Linked DNA regions of Homo sapiens: region 2 is linked to region 1. A link is a loop called in an ENCODE intact Hi-C map of the cell type or tissue named here. Cell type or tissue: CD4-positive, alpha-beta T cell. All regions are shown on one strand. Links, peaks and the distances in the headings refer to the core of each region. The heading gives the core; the rest is flanking DNA. Region 1 has its middle 61 kb from the start of SSTR1. Region 2 has its middle 83 kb from the start of LINC00517.

Region 1 (10,619 bases), core at 4,519-7,018:
TATTTCTTGTATACTAAAGTTTAAATATGTTTCTGTGGGCCCACCTGTGGACCAACCCTATGTAAAACATTATCTACTCGGGAAAAGTTCATTCTGAGCTTCAATCAGTCAATTTACGAATTTGCCAAAATGTTAACAAGTTAAAGACTACGTATAACCTATAAGGTATTTTATCTTTTCAAGTGCCTTGAAATTACTCAAAAAAGCAATTTATAACCTAGTTTTAAAAATCCTAAGTGAAAAAGTTAGTCATAATGTGGAGCATCTATTTAAGACCAATAGGTTAAAATAAAAACACACCTATCTTTTACTTAAATGAAATTTATTGTTGCTGTACAAGTATAGTATATATCTTTAGAGTTGTATTATCTTCATTCAAAAGCCACCATTCCCTTATCTAAATAGTGCTCTAAAAGTTCAATTTAAAAAAAGACATTGAATTTTAATGGCTTTTGTTTTGAAAGCTGTTCCCTGACATAATTGGGAATGTCTTATGCTACTATAAATTCATGATTAGGAATGAGTAGCTTATGTAAATGAGGTAAAATGAGATTTTTGATTTGATATTTTCGCCCATCAAATTCTTCCATTGGCTTAAGTGACATGGAGTCATCTTTCAGCCACTGGTGTCCTTAAATAGTAAGACATAATCCCTGGGGCAAAACTCTCTTGGCCCAGAAAACTACAGAGGGGATGCAGAGATAAGCCAGGATGGATGTGAGGATGGCAGAAAACTATCTACCTGCTCCTCTTACTTGTGAAATAATGGCCAACACTATTTTAGGTGCCAAAACCTATCTCATGAATTCCTAGCAGTGAATCAGTAAGGCAGAAAAATGGCATAATATGATACAGTCGTATTTATTATGTGATAGTTGATGTAATTAATTAATTGAACTATTTTTTTAAGGTTTAGGCTCCAAGTTCAGCTTTTGTAATTTTCTTTTCATAGGAAAGATGTACAGACTTAATTAAACTAATAATTGTTTTTCAATAACTGAGACTTAAACTGTTCTTTGGGCATAAAATTGTAAATGATTTGATGACAGATGAGAAGAGACAGTGTTTGCATCCCTGATTGCAGTGCATGTGGTGGTCCACATCTAATGTATTTATATATTAGTGATTATTAAACTGTGGACACATTTCTCCTGTAGCTGCATGTCCTTTCAAAGTTAGAGCCTGAAGCTCTCTAGTGGACTGTACCTTATATAATTCTGTGGCCAGTTTAAATCTAATAAGAAAATTGGCTTCATTACAATACATTAATCTTTTAAAGGTATGATTCTTAAAGTGATAACAAATGGTTTTCTCAAAATCTGTCAAAATATAAAAAGATTTAAAATTTATAGGGATGTTTGAGGATGTGTGTGTGTATCTGTTTGTTTGTGTGTATGTACCACCAACAAACCTCACTGTAGTAATACATGACCCACTAATTTGGATGTCAGATTTTTAGGTCTAGAGCAAAGATGGGAATTAGAAAGTGGGTAAAAATGCCGCCTGAGATAAATGCCTTAAAGCCATGTGCTTTTCTTCATCAGAGGGAGACACACAATTTACCTCACTCAGTTACCCAGCCACCCAATGTCTACTGAGCACCCATTATATGCTGGGCATTGCATATAATGGAGGTGGGCTCATGAAGGTGGGCTACTCTGTCCATAAGAAGCTCTGAGTTAAATGAGGAAACAAATGGGAACAAATAGTTATGATAAAATATTAAATTTGAATAATAGAAGTATGTTTTCAATTGTAAGAACACACAGGAATAGTTAATTATGCCCGAGGAAAGCATTCCAGAGCAGATATTTTAATGGGAGCTAAACAGATGAGTAAGCATTTGGAAGACAGGAAAGAGACAGTCGACATTTCAAACTACAGGAAGAATCTAGCACTAAGTGTTATTCTCAGAGATGCGCAAAGGAGTCTATATGGCTATGTGGGTGAATGCACGGGGCAGAGATTTTTTCTAAGCTCTGATAAATAAAGAGTAGCATTCTGTCCCAAAAGTCACTCATAATTTATTCCCCAAATTTTCATTGAGAGTCACACTGATGGAATTCTTAGGTCAAAGCACTGTTTTGTGTACCAAAAGTAAATTTGCTTCCTGTTCCCAAGGATTCTGTTGAGATGAGGGTGGATAATATGTAGTGTATTAGCTGACCAGCCTGGGCGGGGACATGGATAGAATGGAGGGAAAAGAATACAAATTAACAGCGAAAGCACTGCTGTCTGGAGCAACGTAAGATAGGAAAATACAGCTGAATTCACCTCACAAACCGTAAGGACCTCATTGCATCTCTGGGAACCACAATAATTCACACACATCACGTTCCTCTGAGTCACCAAGAAAAAATTACATCATACAATTTTATAATCAGAATAGAACTTAGAGGTCATCACTTCCCCTCCATCCCAAATCACTGCTGAAGACTAGGATCTAGTTTCTCCTTTTCCTGCTGAAAGTGAAACGAATTTCAGTATTTGTAAAGCTGTTAGTTTACTCTCACTTTAGACAGCTCTGAGGGTGGTAAAAATCTCCATATGTTACACTGAAATCTGCCTCCCTGTTAATTTCCTCCCCTGGGGAGTTCCTGAGAGGATGAATAAACTACTATCTTCTGCTCTTCAAACCTTGGAGTTATATTTGATGTTGGATAAGAGAACACAAAAATGTGTCTGTAGGAGCTTTCAGCTCTTTAAGATCTCCAACACACAAGAAATAGTATCTCCAGGCACTGTATCATTTGTTTCATTCCTGACTGTATATATGCCAAGTTGTGGCCATGCCAGGTCCCACAATGATGTGTTTTCCTGCATATTTGTGAAAACAGTTCACAGGCTGACATTTTTCCTCCTTGGGGATGCAAAGCCAGTGTGCCAAAATGACCTACAGCATTCTCAGGCCCATCCTCAGGTTTTTCTTGTATAATTCATGAACATATATAAAAAAGTTACAAAGCTCTTTCTAAGATAGAAGAAGAGCTCACCCAGAGCCAAAATTTATGTATCTGATGGGTGTCAGTATAAAACCACACTTAAGTTCTACCCTCAGTAAAAGAACTGGGTCAACTATGCAGATTGGTTGCTTACTAAGCTCAGATATTTCCTAATTTTTTCTAATTCTAATCAACTTGAAGATTCTCTTCCTTATTTTTACTTATCTATATCCATGGAGCTTCTGACTTAAGTTTTGTAGTAGTTGTGCTCTACTCTTTGAAAACCCACCACCATTCCTTTCAGTATCCTATTCTGTCTTGCATGTATCTCAGGGCCCTTTCACTGCCTCCTGACTTTTCAGGAATGTGCCTTCACCCGTCCTGTAAACTACTTCCATGGGCTAGGTTGGTTCCTCAGTTGGCTACTCAGTCAGTTAACTAATACTTAGGTCTACATCATAGACCTGCACTGCACTAGGATACAAGAGTAAACAAGGAAATGTAAATCCCTGCCTTCACGAGGCTTAATAGTCTGGTGATAGAGGCAGAAAAAAAAGCAAACAATTTTAAGGGAGCATGACGGATAGTGAAAAAATATATAGAGTGCTATAAGGACCTGGAGAAGGAGAAGTTACCTGGAAGGCTTTCTAGAGGAAAAAACTGAGACCTAAGGATTGGCAGAAGTTAACTACATGAGGGGGTCTCATGAAGGAATAATACACACGATATGGTTTTTATTAGAGATGAGAGAGCAGGATATGTTTAGAGAGCTGAAAGAAGTTCCTCATGGTTGGAACATGAACCAGGAGTGGTCAAACAGTAAGAGATGGAGCTGCACAGGTAACAGGAGTAAACTTGCAAAGAGGTTTGTGAGTCATGTGAGCCATGTTAATGGCAATGAGATTCATTAAAGAGTTTTAAGCAAGCGGTGACATGACTAGATATGGTAACATAACACAGGCTGCATGGAGATGAAAGTATTTCAAGAGCAGATTGGATGCTGAAAGACCAATAGGGAGGCTATGGCAGTGATCCAGGGAGAAATGGTGACCTGGATCAGGTTCGTGGTAGCAGGGATAGAGACGTGGTTGAATTGCAGAGGCATTTAACAGATATACTCAACAAGACTTCATACTTGATTTAATGTTAAGAGTGATGCCAAAAAAAAAAAAAAAAAAAAGAACTGAGAGAGCTGCCAGGTTTCTGACTTTGGTGACTGGGTAGATGGCAAAATTGAGACTGGGAAGATAGGAGGAAGCACACTTGGGGGAATGTTAGAAGTTCGGTTTTGCAAAGGTTAAATGTGAAGTGACTTTGGGATGTCCACGAAAAATATAGACAAGTTCTCTGAACTGCATATTATTTTATTCAGCATGCTGAATTTCACACAGTCATCATCTTGTGCTCCTTTATTCCTTTAACTTCTTGTTTTAACTCATTCCTCTTAGGTAGCTCCCTATTGGGTAGGCTATAGGAGAAAGGGAGAAGTTATTTATATCACTTTTTAGTTATAATAATGTAATGTGCGTTATTTGGCAATAAAAGCTGGATAGCAGCTGGCAGTATAAATTCATTTTCAAATAGTCTTGGCAAACAATTGAATCCAACCTCCACAACAAAACTTGAGCAGACCTCAAATGGTTGCTTTGGGGCTCACTGAAAATTTTGATGTTCTAAATTACTCTTCTTAGGATTCACATTCTGTGAAACTTTCATTTTATTATTTTGCAGTGAAACAATATGGAGAAGGTATTTTTGATTGTGAAAAATGAGACTTTTGATGAAATGATTGTATTACTAAAGAAGCTCCATCAATCACTGTTCAGATGCTTAAATATTACAAACGGAAGCATTGCCACTTACATTGAATAGTTTCACCATCTGTCTCAACAAAGAACACATTTGGAAATTTTTTAGATGCTGTGTAATCTTCTATTATGTTGGGTTTCCACAAAGGATTATTACTTGCCTCTCAACTGAACTACATTTGATAATTTTAAAGATCCGGGAAAATGATCTAGCAAAAGAAATTGCATAGCTGATTTTCTCAAATCAAAGGAGTAGTTTTCAATATATAGTAATGTTCTTATCATTTCGGTAAGCAATGCAGAGATGCACTCATTTCAGAAAAGCAACAGTTCATTCAGACATCAAACACTGATCATTTTGTAGAGAATTACGTTGGTACTTTGCTTGAAGAGTCGTTGGGGGCAGAATGCAGACACTTGGATAACATGGCATTCAAAATCTAATAGAATGAGCATCAGTGCCCTAAACTTGATAGTTCTTATTTATATTACAATAAATAGCAATAGATCCCCGTAAGAGGCTTTATAATTCTGCAACAATATTTATTGATGGCTGTGAACTCTGAACCTAAAATGGACTTTAGTCAGCTATCCATTATTGACTAAGACAGTCAATAAATTTAAAAATAATTTTATTTTTAAAGCATCAGTTGTCAAGTTGCTAAAACCAATATGCTTTTCTTTAAGATTAAAATCTTAAGGAAGTTTCTGAGAGCTTTACTGTGAACATTACAATGTGTTTTCCACACGAAGAAGCTTCAGTTTGTTCAAGCAAGGACATAACACAAAAGGCTTTTGGAAACAAGAGATTTCCCTGATCACTGAGGACGTGAGAGGCATTTATGCCAGTCGAACTAGTGGGCTACAGGAAAGTAGTCAATATGTTTCCCAAGGGATTCTTTGAAAAACTGGAAACTTGTTATAAAAGTGAACCAATGTCATTATAGTCATCCAGTTCTGTCATTCCACCAATTTGAATGCTAGAAATTGATTTTTGTAAAAAAAAAAAAAAAAAAAGCATAATATTGTATTCAAATACACTGTGCTCAAACTAGTTATGTTTATCTCATGAGCTGCACCAATAATTTTGGAGTCAAGAATTCTTTGCAGAAGTGAAAGAAAAGTTCAAATAAATAGAAATTTACAAGTTTTCTCACTTTGAAGGAAAGAAAGACCTTTACAGGAAAAAAGAAAAATGGAGCTGCTTGTCTAACAACCATAATTTAGATGGTTTCTAAAATGCAACCTCTTGCCAAAACAACCAGAAGGCAAATTTACTTCAAAGGAAGAAAGGCTGAAATGATAAGCCTGTTACATGCTGGGCGGTGTGCTAAGTAAACAGTTTCATAAAATTATTACATTTAATCCTCAAAACAATCCTATTGGGCAGAAATGATTATTGCCATTTTACAAATGAAGGAATAGAAATTGAGAGAGTGTATGTACCTCTCAAGGTGGCAAAGTTCTAAATATAAGAAGCAGGACTCAAAATCAAGTCTAGATGTTTCCAAAGTCCAAAGTCCTAGTACACCATAAACTGAATGTTGGTATATATTGGCCAGAGAGTAAAAATGACTTCATATGATTTTATTTAAAAAGTTAATATGGCAGAACTCTATACAATCACCCATTTGGGGGTGGCAGGAGGCTAAAAGCAGTTTATCATTTGGAGCTAAACTTGTTTAGTTTTGTTTGATCTCCAACCCCTACTTCTTTTTTGTCCCTAACGCAGGTGGTTTGACTTCTCCATGCCAGCTCAGGCCCACATTCATCCCTAAGACATGTAAACCAAAAATAAAATTCGAAGCCCCCAACTGACTGATGGACCCCCATCTCAACCAAGGGCATTCCAAAGTAAACCTGAAAATCTAGTTCAGGCCATGATGGGAAGGCAGGGGTTGGACATGCCTCATTATACTCTCTTCTCTTTGGAATTCAGGCACAACTGACCAACATTAACATTAACACAGAAATCTTAAGACTAACCAAACAGACTTTTTGTAGCAATAATCCACCAAATTTCAGCCTGACTCCAGTATAGCATCACATGACAGATAGCAGGCCCTGAATGAAATCAAAGTATTTTACCCAAAATATATTTATTTGACATATTTTGAAATGGCTCTGCAAAATGGTCTCTTGTGGGGAAAATGCACATTCTGTGGAGAGTCCCTTTTCCTTTCCAGGACTTTTCCGTGATCCAGGAAAGAATTAACTAAGAGTCTGGCACCTTTTTAGGTCTGATAAGCCTCTGAAGCCTGCTGCCTGGAGGCTTCATCTTCAGATAAACCCTTGGTCTCCACAATCCCTTAGCTTAACCCAGACATTTCTTTCTATGGATACCAGGTCTTCAGATAATACCTCTTTCAGCCAATTGCTAACCAGAAAATGTCTGAGTCCACCTATGACCTGGAAGTCCCTTGCTTCCAGTTGTCTCACCTTTCCAGACTGAACCAACGTACATCTTCCATGTATTGATTGATGTCTTATGTCTCCCTAAAATGTATAAAACCAAGTTGCAACCTGATCACCTTAGGCACATGTTCTCAGGATCTCCTGCGGCTGTGTTACAAGCCATTCATTCATTGGTCACTCATATTTGGCTCAGAATAAATCTCTTCAAATATTTTACAGAGTTTGACTCTTTTCATCCACAAAGAATTCCTGGCTTTAGTTGGACAGGTTTTAGGAATGCAGCCATAAACCTGGGTGTGATAGACAGAAAACTGTACCCCCGCTCACATGGTGTCTAAGTCTTAATCTCCAAAACCCATGAATATGTTACCTTACATGGCAAAAGGAACTTTGACATTGTGATTAAGGATCATGAGTTTGGAAGGTTATTCTGGATTATCCAAGTGGACCCAATGGAATCACATGGGTCCTGATAGAAGCTGGAAAATGCAAGGGAATGGAAATCCTCTATTTACTACAGGAAGAATGCAGCCCTGCCAACACCTTAATTTTAGAACTTCTGACCCCCAGAACTGTAAGATAATACATTTGTGTTGTTTTAAGCTACTAGATCTGTGATTTGTTACAGAAGCAATAGGAAACTAATTCACTGGGTCCTTGCATCAACTCACCTTTGTTAATCTTGGCTCTGATTTTGTGCTCCAGGTCTGGTAAACAGGTCATTGTTTTGGTTCTAGTCTCTGAATATCTGCTTTGCTACTCAGATCTTAATCTTTCCAGAGGTCTTTTTTTGCTCAAGTGACTTTAAAAAGAAGTCCAACTGGAAAAAGGTAGGTACTTATAGTTGTTATATACCTCCCAATCAACAAGTCATAAGGGTGAAAAAAATCGTTGTTCTATATATATTTTGCTGAGGACAGTTTTGCAATCATAAGTAAGATGAGCTTTGTTTCCTAAGATATATTGGATTGTTGTCCTCACTATTATTTATGAGGAAGTATAGTGTACATAAAGTATGAAGTAGGAGCTGAAAGCCAAAGGCCCACATGACACCCCTAAACCTTTGGAAATGGGATTCTATTCAGTTTTTTGAACATTTTCTTCTCTAGGGGACTAAAGTCTGAGTTAAACTATTTCTTCTGAAAATATTTCACATGCCAACTGCCTGATTGAATTTCTTATGTTTTAGTTTTGGTGTTCTATTTAGAGTTACTGGGTTTTGGAAAAAAATCAGTGCAATGTATTGTGCCAAATTGCTTGAACTTTGCCTAGTTACCATTTTCCTAAATGTAGACAATTTCTATTCCACATGCTCACCACTAACCCCAGCTCCTACTTTCCAACTCTACCCCAACATTCCCTTTTCTCTTATGGAAATAGTGGGAACATTGTTTCCTTCACTACTCTGTAAATCACAGTCTTGTTCTATATAAGGGCAACAGAGGAAAGGTGAATTATCTGAATTTTGCTAGAACATGATTGATACTTATCTTGTGCAGTTTTGATGACAGAATAAATACTTGCTTTAATAAATTAGTTATATATAACCAGAATACATTCTAATTTGCTCTTCTGACTTGGCTGCTTGAACAAAGTGGCAGATGCCCTCTTCAGGTTTATTTTTGTAATAGAAACAAGATGATTTCAAGTTCCAGCAGAAAATACAATTTATTAACTCGCTTACCTAGAACGTCAGGGTCCTTAAACTTGGCCGAATCCCAAGGCTAAACTACATTGTGGGCTTCTTTCTCCCTCTCTCCAGCTCTTAGTGCTGCTTCCCCTTGTGTGCTGACCTTATCCTTTACCCTTTTTGGTTAAAAATGAGAATTTTCTGGGGAAACTGACTGCTGATAGTCTTTAATTTACAAGTCTCCAAACTCCTCAACGCCTGCCCCTCTGTTTTTAATGGTCCAAGGGAGAGGGAACTTTCAACTTCTTTCTGCTAGCATCCATATATCAACTCCAAAGAACAACTTTGGTCCCACTGTTGTACATGCTCACTTCTGTACCAGTTACTAGTTCTAGGAGAGTGGATATTGGGGTTGGATAGAACTTTACCAAATGCTTATCCCTAAAATGGAGTGGTGAGGTACTCTAACCAAGATGTACAGTAATGGGGTTTGGGAGAGGAGCAGGGCTTAAGTCTCTAAAATAATATATGGCAGCCAATCTCAGGAAAAGACTTTTCTCTGTTTATTTTTGTAGTCCTAGAACCAAAACCAGTACTTGACCAATAGTGGCATGTAATACATGTTTAGCAAATTGAATTTATTTGAATTACATTATACTTCGGCATTCATTGTTATATTAAATCATTTTAGTACATTGTGGCGATCAAGAACATTGCTCTGGAGTGAACTGACTGGGTTTACGTGTTGGCTCCATCTCAATTTCCTCACTTATATAGAATGAGACAATAACAGTACCTGCCCTTTAGTGTCCTTTGCCTAGGGAAATCAATGCAAGTAAAACACTTAACAAAATCTGTGCCATGTAGTAAGTTCTCAAAAGAATGTTACTATTATATTTGTATGTTTTCATTGTTATGTGTGTGTGTGTGTGTGTGTGTATGTATGTAAATAAAAATATGTATACACAGAGATTTTCCTATATGTATTTGTGTGTCTATACAAATGTGTGTGTATGTACCTACATACACATATACTTACACTCACATATAATTGCGTGAGTGAAAAACATACATATGTTAATTGGAATCATTCAAAAGTCATGTTTATTTCTTAGTATTAGATACTTTGCTAGATTCTATGGACACAAAGGTGAGAAATTTACAGCCCTCAAATAACTCATGAATATATACATTATAAAAGTATATTTATACATACATATACTCATGCACACACATCCTCTAATCAAGCTGGAAATCATTCCCAGAAAATATGTTTGTCGTATGTTAAAAAACAATGGTAAAATGTCGGAAAAACTGGGTTCTAGTCATACCTCTTAAATACTCTTTCAAATTTTGCATCCTATGACTTCCCTGGCTATTTAAAAACACTAATTGACTTAGTTAAGCAACTAAGAAAATATGTCTCTATGGAACAAACCTAAGCATTAATACAAATGAGTTACTTGCAAATAATTTCCGGGACTAAAGAGACCATCAAAGTCATACATGTAAGCTCATAACCAAGCCTTGACCCTCCTCCCCCAAAGTCCAAGCCATTTAATTGCCTTTTATTAATTAAATGGCTTGCTTACTTATTTTTCAAAACCTCCAGGAAATGAGAAACTCTAAATTAGAAAAAAAAATGTATCTTTTCTATTTACGGAGGCATATTAACTATGCATGGTATATAATTTACTAAAGAGATCACCTGTGTGCTCTCCATCCAAGAATAAGAAACGGAGCCCTTCACAAGGGGTGCATGTATGCCCTTCCAAATCTCATTCTCTCCTTGTCCCCCACTACACTGCCATTTGTAATAAACAT
Region 2 (10,619 bases), core at 4,805-7,304, 160 kb before region 1:
TTACTTGTAAAACTGAGGCTAAATGACAGATGTAAGGGAAACAGTATAGTACATGACAACTGTGTTCTGACACTGTAGATAAAAATGACTCTGAAAAATGGCAGGAGAGGAATGGGGCACATTTATAAAATATAATATAAACTCTCTGGTGGGCTTATTGGTAATAAAGTAAAATGTTACTTAAAATTTGATGTTAGGGGAGAGGAAGAGGAAGAGATACAAAAGATAACTAGCTATTTTCAGTGTTGTTCATAGTAGGGAACAAACAGAAAGCTCCTGAAAATGAGGAGACTACAATGAACATTCATGTGCATGTGTCTTTATGGTAGAGTAATTTATATTCCTCTGGGTATATACCCAATAATAGGATTGCTGGGCTGAATGGTAGTTCTGCTTTTAGCTCTTTGAGGAATTGCCACACTGCTTTCCACAATGGTTGAACTAATTTACACTCCCACCAACAGTGTATGTGTTTCCTTTTCTCCACAACCTCCCCAGTATCTATTATTTTTTGACTTTTTAATAATAGTCATTCTGACTGGCGTGAGATGGTATCTTATTGTGGTTTTGATTTGCATTTCTCTAATGATCAGTGATATGGAGCTTTTTTTCATATGCTTGTTAGCTGCATGAATGTTTTCTTTTGAAAAATATCTGTTCATATCCTCTGCCCACTTTTTAATGAGGTTATTTTTCTCTTGTAAATTTGTTTAAGTTCCTTATAGACAGTGGATATTAAACTTTTGTCAGATGCATAGTTTGCAAATATTTTTCTCTCATTCTGTCTTATCCATCAATGACAGAGTGGATAAAGCAAATGCAGTACATACACACAATGGAATACTATGCAGCCATAAAAAAGAACAAGGCATGTCTTTTGCAGGAGCATAGATGGAGCTGGATGCTCTTATCCTTAGCAAGCTAATGCAGGAACAGAAAACCAAATATTGCATGTTCTTACTTAGAAGTGGGAGCTAAATGATGAGAACTTATGCATGCAAAGAAGAGAACAACAGACACTGGGGTCTATGTTACAGGAAGTCAGGGACCCCAAATGGAGGGAGCAGCTGGAGCTGTGGCAGAGGAACATAAACTGTGAAGATTTCATCTTAAAATGGACATTTATCAGTTCTCAAATAATACTTCTATAATTTCTTATGCCTGTCTTTAATCTCTTACTCCTGTTATCTTCGTAAACTGAGGATATACTTCACCTCAGGACCACTGTTGATAATTGTATTAACTGTACAAATTGATTGTAAAACATGTGTGTTTGAACAATATGAAATCAGTGCACCTTGAAAAAGAACAGAATAATAGCGATTTTTATGGAATAAGGGAAGACAGCCATAAGGTCTGACTGCCTACAAGGTTGGGCAAAAAGAGCCATATTTTTCTTCTTGCAGAGAGCCTATAAACAGACATGCAAGTAGGAAACATATCGCTAAATTCTTTTCCTAGCAAGGAATATTAAGATTAATACCCTGAGAAAAGAATGCGTTCCTGGGGGGAGGTCTATAAACGGCCACTCTGGGAATGTCTGTCTTGTGCAGTTGAGATAAGGACTGAGATAAGCCCTGGTCTCTTGCAGAACCCTCAGGCTTACTAGGATTGGGAAAACTCAGCCCTGGTAAATTTGTGGTCAGACTGGTTCTCTGTTCTCGAACCCTGTTTTCTGTTGTTTAAGATGTTTACCAAGACAATACATGCACCACTGAACAAAGACCCTTATCAGTGGTTCTGCTTCTGCCCTGTGCCCTGTCGTCTTTCTTGAACCCTTATCAGTGGTTCTTCTTTTTGCTCATTGAAGCATGTGATCTTTGTACCTACTACTCTGTTCTTACACCCCCTCCCCTTTTGAAACCTTTAATAAAAACCTGCTGGTCTGAGACTCAGGTGGGCATCATGGTCCTACTGATATGTGATGTCATCCCTGGCGGCCCAGCTTTTAAATTCCTCTCTTTATACTGTCTCTCTTTATTTCTCAGCTGGCTGACACTTATGGAAAATAGAACCTACGTTGAAATACTGGGGGCGGGTTCCCCCAGTAGGTCTACTCGAGGGTGTAGGGTGGGAAGAGGAAGAGGGGAAGAAAAGATAACTATTGGGTACTTGGCTTAATATCTGGGTGCTAAAATAATCTGTACAACAAACCGCCATGACACAAGTTTACCTATGTAGCAAACCTTCACATGTACCCCTGAACCTAAATTTTTTAAAAAAGCAGACAAATGAAATTATATATATTTTTATGCATTTTCTTGTAGGAAATAATGCCTTTTTCTTATCTAACTTTGCTCTGGAAGCAGCAATAACAAGAGTGATCTGGACTGGAGGATCAGTATCCCCTTTCCTCCCTAGTTTATAGTACATATTGAATGTTTCCCTGTGCCTTAATTTGGTTTGGTTAGTTGGTACATGGAATAATGTCTCTTACTCCAAAAGATATTTGTGTCCTAATTCCTGGGACCTGTGAATATTTTAGGCTACATGACATAGAGTTAAGGTTGCTAATCAGCTGACTTTAAAATAGGGAGATTATCTAGGATTATCCACGTAGACCCCAGGTAATTACAAGGATTCTTAAAAGGGGAAGATCAGAGGTAGAAAAGAACAGAGATATGGCAATCCGAGAAAGACCTGGCCCGAAGTTGCTGGCTTTGAAGATGGAAGAAGAGGACTATGAGCCAATGAACAAGGGCAGCCTTAAAACATGGAAAGGGAAAAAAATGGATTCCCCCTAGAGGCACTTGAAGAAGTGCAGCCTTAACAACATTTGCAGTTCAGCCTAGTGAGACCCATTTTGGACTTCTTAATTACAGAACTGTAAGATAGCAAAGTTGTGTTGCTCCAACATTCCAGCAGTCATAGAAAATGGATATAGTTAGTTTGAATATAAATTCATCTTCACGGGGTTTATGATGAATATTGGTGGATTGGTGTTCAAAATCCATTCTAACCTCCATCTAGTGCAGCGCAGTGGATAGCAAAATATTTTGGCCTTAGTCCATGTGGCCTATATGATCATTTCATTTCATAATCTAGTTACACACAGACACACGCACACCTGAAATAAAAAGCTTTACAAAACAATCCTCCTTTGCTATGTAGGATACAATGATCCATTCTATTCTATTTCCTTAAAAATCAATTGATTTCATGGCTCATTAAATAAATTGATTTTATGAAATTCAAGTAATTTGCAATGTAGGAGTTGAAAAATGCTCTTCTAATATGCATTCCTGCCTGGTAAAATATATTAGAATGCTAAAATTTTCATTTCCTTGACTCTCTTGATTTAAGGTTCCAGCTATGATTAGATTAGACCAATCAAATGCACTTGCATGAAATTAGAGGCCACATTTCAATATTTTTTCTATACTTTTGGAAAATAAAGTGCTTAGGAAGCACTAAGTTTTCTTAGGTAGAATTCTTACGACTAATTACTAGTTTTATAGCCATTGAGAAGTAGGGCTTAGAGTGTAGCTAAGTTGGTTCCTAAAGTCAAATTTCCAGTGGCAGCTTCCTAATTGCCCTGCTTCTTGATTGTATCAAGGGAAACAATTCCCCTTGAAGGTCAGTTCTGAAGTGGTTTTATGAGAATCATTCTAAACCCAACCTAGACCTACTCCTCTAACTCTACCAGTGATATTGTAAGCATTCAAATATGGTTTTAAAGAATGTTCTTCTGAAAGTGGTTTCTGTCTTCTGCAAATCAACCCTGACTGTACAGTGTTACAACTCTTTAAGTATAATCAAGCAAGAAGATCAAAGGAAACAATCAACAAAGTGAAAAAGCAACTCACAGAATGGGAAAATGTTTGAAACCATATATCTGATGAGGATTTAAATTCAAAACATATAAGGAGTTCATACTAGTGAGTTCAATAGTAAAAAAACAAATAACTGGATTTTAAAAATGGGCAAAGGACCTAAATGAACATTTTCCCAGTGAAGACATACAAATAACCAACAGTATATGAAAAGGTGCTTCACATCACTAACCATCAGGAAAATACAAATCAAAACCACAATGAACTACCTATACCTGCTAGGATGGCTATTATCCAAAAGCCAAAAAAGTGCTAGTGAGGGTGTAGAGAAAAAGAATACATTGTTGCTGGGAATATTAATTGTTACATTCACTAAGGAAAACACTATGAAATCTCCTTAAAAAATTAGAAATAGAACTAACATATGATTCAGCAATCCCACTTCTGAGTATCTATCAAAGGAAATGAAATCAGTATGTCAAAGAACTTTCTATCTATCTGCACTTTCATGTTCACTGAAGCATTATTTATAGTAACCAAGATATGGATGATGAGTGGATAAAGAAAATGCAACACACACACACACACACACACACACACACACACACACACACGACTATACACATCATAAACCCTGGAATGATGTTCAGCCTAAAAAAATAAAGAAATTCTGCTATTTGTGACAACATGGATAAACCTGAAGGATGTTATACTAAGTGGAAGAAGCCAGGCACAGAAAGACAAATACTGCATAATCTCACTGATATTTGGAATCTAAAAAAAGCCAACTCATGGAAACAGAGTAGAATGGTGGTTACTCAGGGTTGAGGGGTGGGGAAATAGGGAGATATGGGTCAAATGGTATAAACTTCTAGTTGCAAGATCAATAAATTATAGACCAATAAATATAGATCAACTAAGATCAATAAATATACAGTAGAGTGACCATATTTAATAATATTGTATTGCATACCTGAAACATACTAAGAGAGTAGATCTAGAGAGTAGATCTTAAGTATTCTCACCACAAAAAATAAAGGTAACCATGTGAGGTGATGGTATGTTAATTAGTTTGATTGTCGAAATCATTTCATAAGTTATATGTATATCAAAACATCATGTTGTCCACCTTGAATATACACAATTTCTATTTGTCAGTTGTACTTCAATAAAGCTGAATTTATTTATTTATTTATTTAGTTAGTTAGTTATTGAGACAGAGTCTCGCTCTGTTGCCCAGGCTAGATTGCCGTGGTGAGATCTCAGCTCACTGCAATCTCTGCCTCCCAGGTTCAAGCAATTCTCCTGGCTCAGCCTCCTGAGTAGTTGGCATTACAGGCACATGCCACCACGCCTGGGTAATTTTTGTATTTTTAACAGAGATGGGGTTTCACCATGTTGGCCAGGCTGGGCTTGAACTCCTGACCTCAGGTGATCCACCTGCCTCGGCCTCCCAAAGTGCTGGGATTACAGGTGTGAGACACTGCTCCTGGCCTTGAATTCTTTTTAAAGATGTGGGAAAATTCCATCTACAAATTCTGAGTGTGCCTGGGCCTGAGGTTGTCATGAGGCACAGTCATTCTCAGAGATGCAGTCTTCGTCTTTCGAGCAACTCTGACTTTGTGTGACTGTAGAGGTTTTGGAAGTGACACTGCCCTTAATAGTCTTCATTCCTTTGTTGAGGACCTAAAATCACAGCTGTTAGTTACAGGCCATTAAAAGTGGGTACTATGTATGATATATTTGTTTGAATATATCTAGGATATATATTTTCAATTTTGGGATGATTTCTTTTGCATTCTTTAGTCTTTGAGAATTTTAAGGAACAAAGAATTTTAAAAGCACAGGTTGGCTTGATGTGCAAGCATACATACATATGTATATTCATATTAAGGGAAAATATGAATAACATTTAACTACTGGTATGACCCAGGCACTGACTAATTCAGAACCAAGAGAATGGATGCTAGCCATACACAATCTAGGTGGCAGAGCTGGCACCCCACAGGCTATTAGCCTTGTTTATTAGTAATATTTTGCTAGTCCAGAAAGAATTAAGTTTGTTTACAAAAATTCAAAAAGATAAAATAACTGTAAACATGAAAAGGTAGGCCGGGCATGGTGGCTCATGCCTGTAATCCCAGCACTTTGGGAGGCCGAAGCAGGAGAATCTTTTGAGCCCAGGAGTTTGAGACTAGACTGGGCAACGGAGTGAGACCTCATCTCTACAAAAATAAAAATTAAAAAAAATTAGCCAGGTGTGGTGGTGCATGCCTGTAGTCCCATCTACTTGGGAGGCTGAAGTGGGAGGCTCACTTGAGCCCAGGAGGTTGAGGATTCAGTCAACTGTGATCACGCCTCTGCATTCAAGCCTGGGAGACAGAGTGAGACCCTGTCTCAAAAAAAAAGTTTAAAAAATTTTGCCAAAGGAAAGTAGAAAATAGGAAAGGCAAGATGAAGCCAGTGGAGAAATGAACATTTAAAATACACCTTGCATGGTCTTAGGCACTTTTTAGGGACAGAAGGAAAAGGTGCTTCCCATCATGCTCCACCAGGGGGCACTGAACTTGTGACAGTTTATCCTTTTTTCGCTTTTGAAGTCACTCACATTCTCAATAATACACATGACCAGCTAGATGCTAACCATGCATTGGCTAAATTAATACCTTCAATCTTTAGAAAAACAGAGCATTTTTTTTAGTTGCCAACACAATATTTCCTGTATGCCTTTTCCCCAGAGGGCAGAGGGAAGAATAGATGAGAAACAGTTCCTCTGAACTGATAGAGCATGTGTGAGTTCAGCCTAATGTCATTATGTCAGATTGGATCTGAGTTACAGTGACCACTTAGACATCATGCAATTTGGTGATAAAAGAAAGGTCTGTTTTTCAGCTGTGGTCTCTTAACTAGCTACAAATGATCACCAGGCTGACTGCTTCATGTACTCTTTCTCTCATCATCCTACTACACAGATTTGCTTTGTGGAATTTTATTGACTCTATATTCTTTGAAGTACTTTGCTTGACATACTTGCTGAGGGGAAAATGTTCTAACAAGTGAATGAAGCCTTAGTAGCCTAATATTAGTACCTCTAAATCGACAGCTCTGAAGAATATATAAAAAATTAATGCACGAAGGACACTGCCTGGCATGTAAGTGCTATAAAAGTAATTGCTTCTATGCTGATCGAAAGAAGCAATTAGAAATACAGTCAGCCCTCCATCCTGGCTAATACGGTGAAACCCTGTCTCTACTAAAAATATAAAATATTAGCCAGGCATGGTGGCAGGCACCTGTAGTCCCAGCTACTTGGGAGGCCTCTGAGGCAGGAGAATCACTTGAACCCGGGAGGTGGAGGTTGCAGTGAGCTGAGATCGCGCTACTGCACTCCAGCTTGGGCGACAGAGCGACTCCATCTCAAAATAAATAAATAAATAAATAAATAAATAAATAAATAAATAAATACAGTCAGCCCTTCATATCCATGTGTTCTGCATTTGTGTGTTTACCTAACCACGGGCTGAAAATATTTGAGAAAAATATGCATCATACTGAACATGTATGGATTTTTTTCTTGTTATTATTTCCTAAACAATACAGTATAACTATTTACATAACATTTACATTGTACTAGGTATTATAAATAATCTAGAGATGATTTAAAGTATATGAGAGAATGTACGTAGGTTATATTGAAATACTATGCCATTTTATATCAGGGACTTGAACGTCTACAGATTTTGGTATCTGAGGGAGGTCGTGGAACCAATCCCCCATGGATATTAGGGATGACTGTACTTCCCATTCTCCAGATTAGTCCTCATATTCAAGCCTCAAATAATTAAAGAGATAGAATCACCTACAATTTCAGCAAAATCATTAAAGTTGTTTTTTGTTTTGAAAGAAATGTCAAAAAACAGCAAGACTTCAAGTCTGTTAACTGTTAGTGTTCCAAGTGGTTGAAATAAGAGGATTTATGGAGCCTTAGGGTTTCAGCCTGAAGCCAGAGATTAATGCCAAATGCTTTTCTTTAACTGATATTTTTCTTCAGGCAAAGTCATCCTTGAGGCTACTGGAAAGTCATGGCAATTGAAATACAGAAAGGTGTATATATGTAGGAGTCTCCCAAATAGAAGACTTCATGGTAAAATTTGGCAAATAATGACTTAAATCCTCTTGAGAACATCTGAGTGAAATTGATGCTTATAAGCCATTTTTAAAAATTAATAACGATAAATAATAGCAACAGCCAACATTTATTGAACACTCAATTTTGTGTCAGGTGCTGTTCTAAATACTTAAAATCTGTTGCATTATATAAACCTCACAATTACCTTACGAGGTAGGTAGAGGTTTTACAGGTGATGAAACTGAATATTTACAGAGAGGTTAAGTAATTTGCCAGAAGTCTAACATGCAGTGTGTGGTACAGCCAATTTCAAACCCAGACCATCTGACTCTATAACCCTTTATAATTTCTATACATCATGCCTTCATACACCCATACAGATGAAGACATATGAATCAAACAGCTCCCCACTTTGGCTTCTTGGCTGACTCAATGGCTCATGATAATTAGATGGTGTATGAAACCTACTTACTATAATCAGAATTGGTAGGTTAATCTAAGAAGTCCATGGGTGTGGAAGAATCATGATAAATGACAAATATATTTAATTAGATTCTTTTGATGTCCTTGAGGACAACTTTCACACAAAATAAATATTATTTAGAGTTATACTGGATTTTAAAATTAATCTTTGACTCATTAAAGTAATAACTATCCATAATAGTTTTTTTCTTAAAAGTTTCCATTTAGCTTAAAATATTCTGACTTTACATATAAATGTAGGAAATGTCAACAATTACTTCTAAGAAAAGCTTTATAACTTCTTAGACCTAACTTATACATTACAATTATCCTAAGCATTTAAAAATATCATTAATAAATTCCTTTTAAGAATTTTGAGGCTGGGCACAGTGGTGCATGCCTGTAATCCTAGCAGTCTGGGAGGCCAAGGCAGGAGGATTGCTTGAACCCAGGAGTTTAAGATCAGCCTGGGCAACATAGGAAGGCCTCCATCTCTCCAAAAAAAAAAAAAAAAAAAAATTAGCCAGGCATGGTGGTGCATGACTGTGGTCTCAGCTACTCAGGAGGCTGTGGTTAGGAGGATTGCTTGAGCCTGGGAAGTCAAGGTTGCAGTGAGTCGTGATCGCGCCACTGCACTCCAGCCTGGGAAGACCCCATCTTGAAGAAGAAAAAAATGATTTTGACAAAATTCTTCAAGTATTTAAATAACTCTCATTGTCTAATGGAATAAAGTATAAATATAGTAAATTTTGAGTTCTCACAATACTACAGTAGTATTTATGAACTTAAAAATTTTTATATGTTTATATTAAAAATCAGACTGATACATTTTTAAAACTAAAATGTGCAAGATGGAAACTATGCATCAAATTTTCTCAATAAAAAAATGAACTATACACAATTATTACGAGTATAATTAACTTCAATACCTCTAATCTTAATTATAAATTTCCTCAGTTTAAAGTCACTTATTCCCAACAGATAGTTTTATCACCTCAAGAATTTAGAATTTCTTTCCCAGGTAAACTTGGGGTTATCTTCTCAGCCAAATGAGGTTCATATTTGTCAAAGATTTGGGAGTACTGTGAAGTCTGCAGCTGTAGGAACCCAGGTGTTTTTTTGAATAGAGGTAGAATTCTTTTTATATTGACTATGCTCGTGAGGACCTCAAATCTATTCCTCCAAGTGAGTCCCTGGGATGTAAGTTACACATTCCCTCATTCTCAAAGCTGATTTATATCGACAAACTTCACCTAAGTTGCTTCATTATTTGATTAAACCAACGAATTTATTGACTGTTTGATACTGTTATTCTTTTCAGATTTTTCCTATATATCAACACAACAACACTTGCAGATATTTATGTGATAACCCATCTCATTCTGAATATCTCTTAAGTCTTTTGGTAAATTATCAAGTGAAGTTAAGGACATACATCTGTTTTATTTTAATTTAAAATATATCAATGTACAAGTATTTGCCAAAAAGCATGGGCTTTTCTTTGAATAAGGATATACTAAAAGAGTTTGTCCTTCTTGCATAAACCATAACAATGGTGCATTCTTTGTGATATTCTTTTGGAATAAGGACTTAAAAACACTTGTGAGGCAATCTGAGTTCAAGATCACTCCAGATCGTTGCAATTTCCCATCCGCATGTTTTACAACAGTTTTTCAATTTTTTTAAGTGGTTTGCTTTTATCATGTCTTTCCAAGGCATTTCAAACTTAGTTTTCCTATAAGCAATGTTTTTCTTTTTATTATCCTATTCAAGAAGTGTATATAATATTTTATCAAATTAAATAATTACAAATAAAAATCAGTAACACAACTGACTCCAGATGGTCATACATGCTAACTTACAGGAGGAGTAATGTACATGTGTATTATCAGAGAAAAGCCTTTAAGCTATGAGCACTTAATGTCTTTTGTAGAGGAAATGGAAAAATATTAACTCAAGAAGAAACAGAAAATCTGAATAACAAGTAAAGAAATTGAATTATTAATTAAAAATCCTTCCACAAAGAAAACCCCAGGCCTGGAGGCTTCACTGTTTAATTTTATCAAATATTTCATACAAAATAATGCCAATCCTCACAAACATTTTTAGAAAATAGAGGAGGAGGCAATACTAATTAATACATTCTATGAGGTCATTACAACTGCAATATCAAAGCCAAAGAAATTGTAAGAAATGAAAACTACAGACCAATATCTCTCATGAATATAGACAAAAATGTTCTTAATACATTATTA

Evidence for each region. A loop is a pair of places that touch in the nucleus more often than their neighbours do. Peaks named below come from ENCODE experiments on the same cell type or tissue, not always from the same donor. Only the 100,000 strongest peaks of a DNase experiment are listed, where the experiment ranks them.
Region 2: a loop joins it to region 1, with 3 times the contacts of the local background. A loop is called at or near these places in 8 of 110 quality-filtered maps.

Annotation. Positions count from the first base shown.
Region 1 is chr14:38,141,508-38,152,126 of GRCh38, forward strand. No RefSeq gene overlaps it. Among named protein-coding and RNA genes, the nearest start is that of SSTR1, 61 kb to the right of the region's middle. In CD4-positive, alpha-beta T cell, for the core only: no CTCF peak of the experiment used is centred there; no DNase peak of the experiment used is centred there.
Region 2 is chr14:37,979,723-37,990,341 of GRCh38, forward strand. No RefSeq gene overlaps it. Among named protein-coding and RNA genes, the nearest start is that of LINC00517, 83 kb to the left of the region's middle. In CD4-positive, alpha-beta T cell, for the core only: CTCF peaks have their summits at 6,305 (motif pointing right) and 6,506; a DNase peak (open chromatin) is centred at 6,339.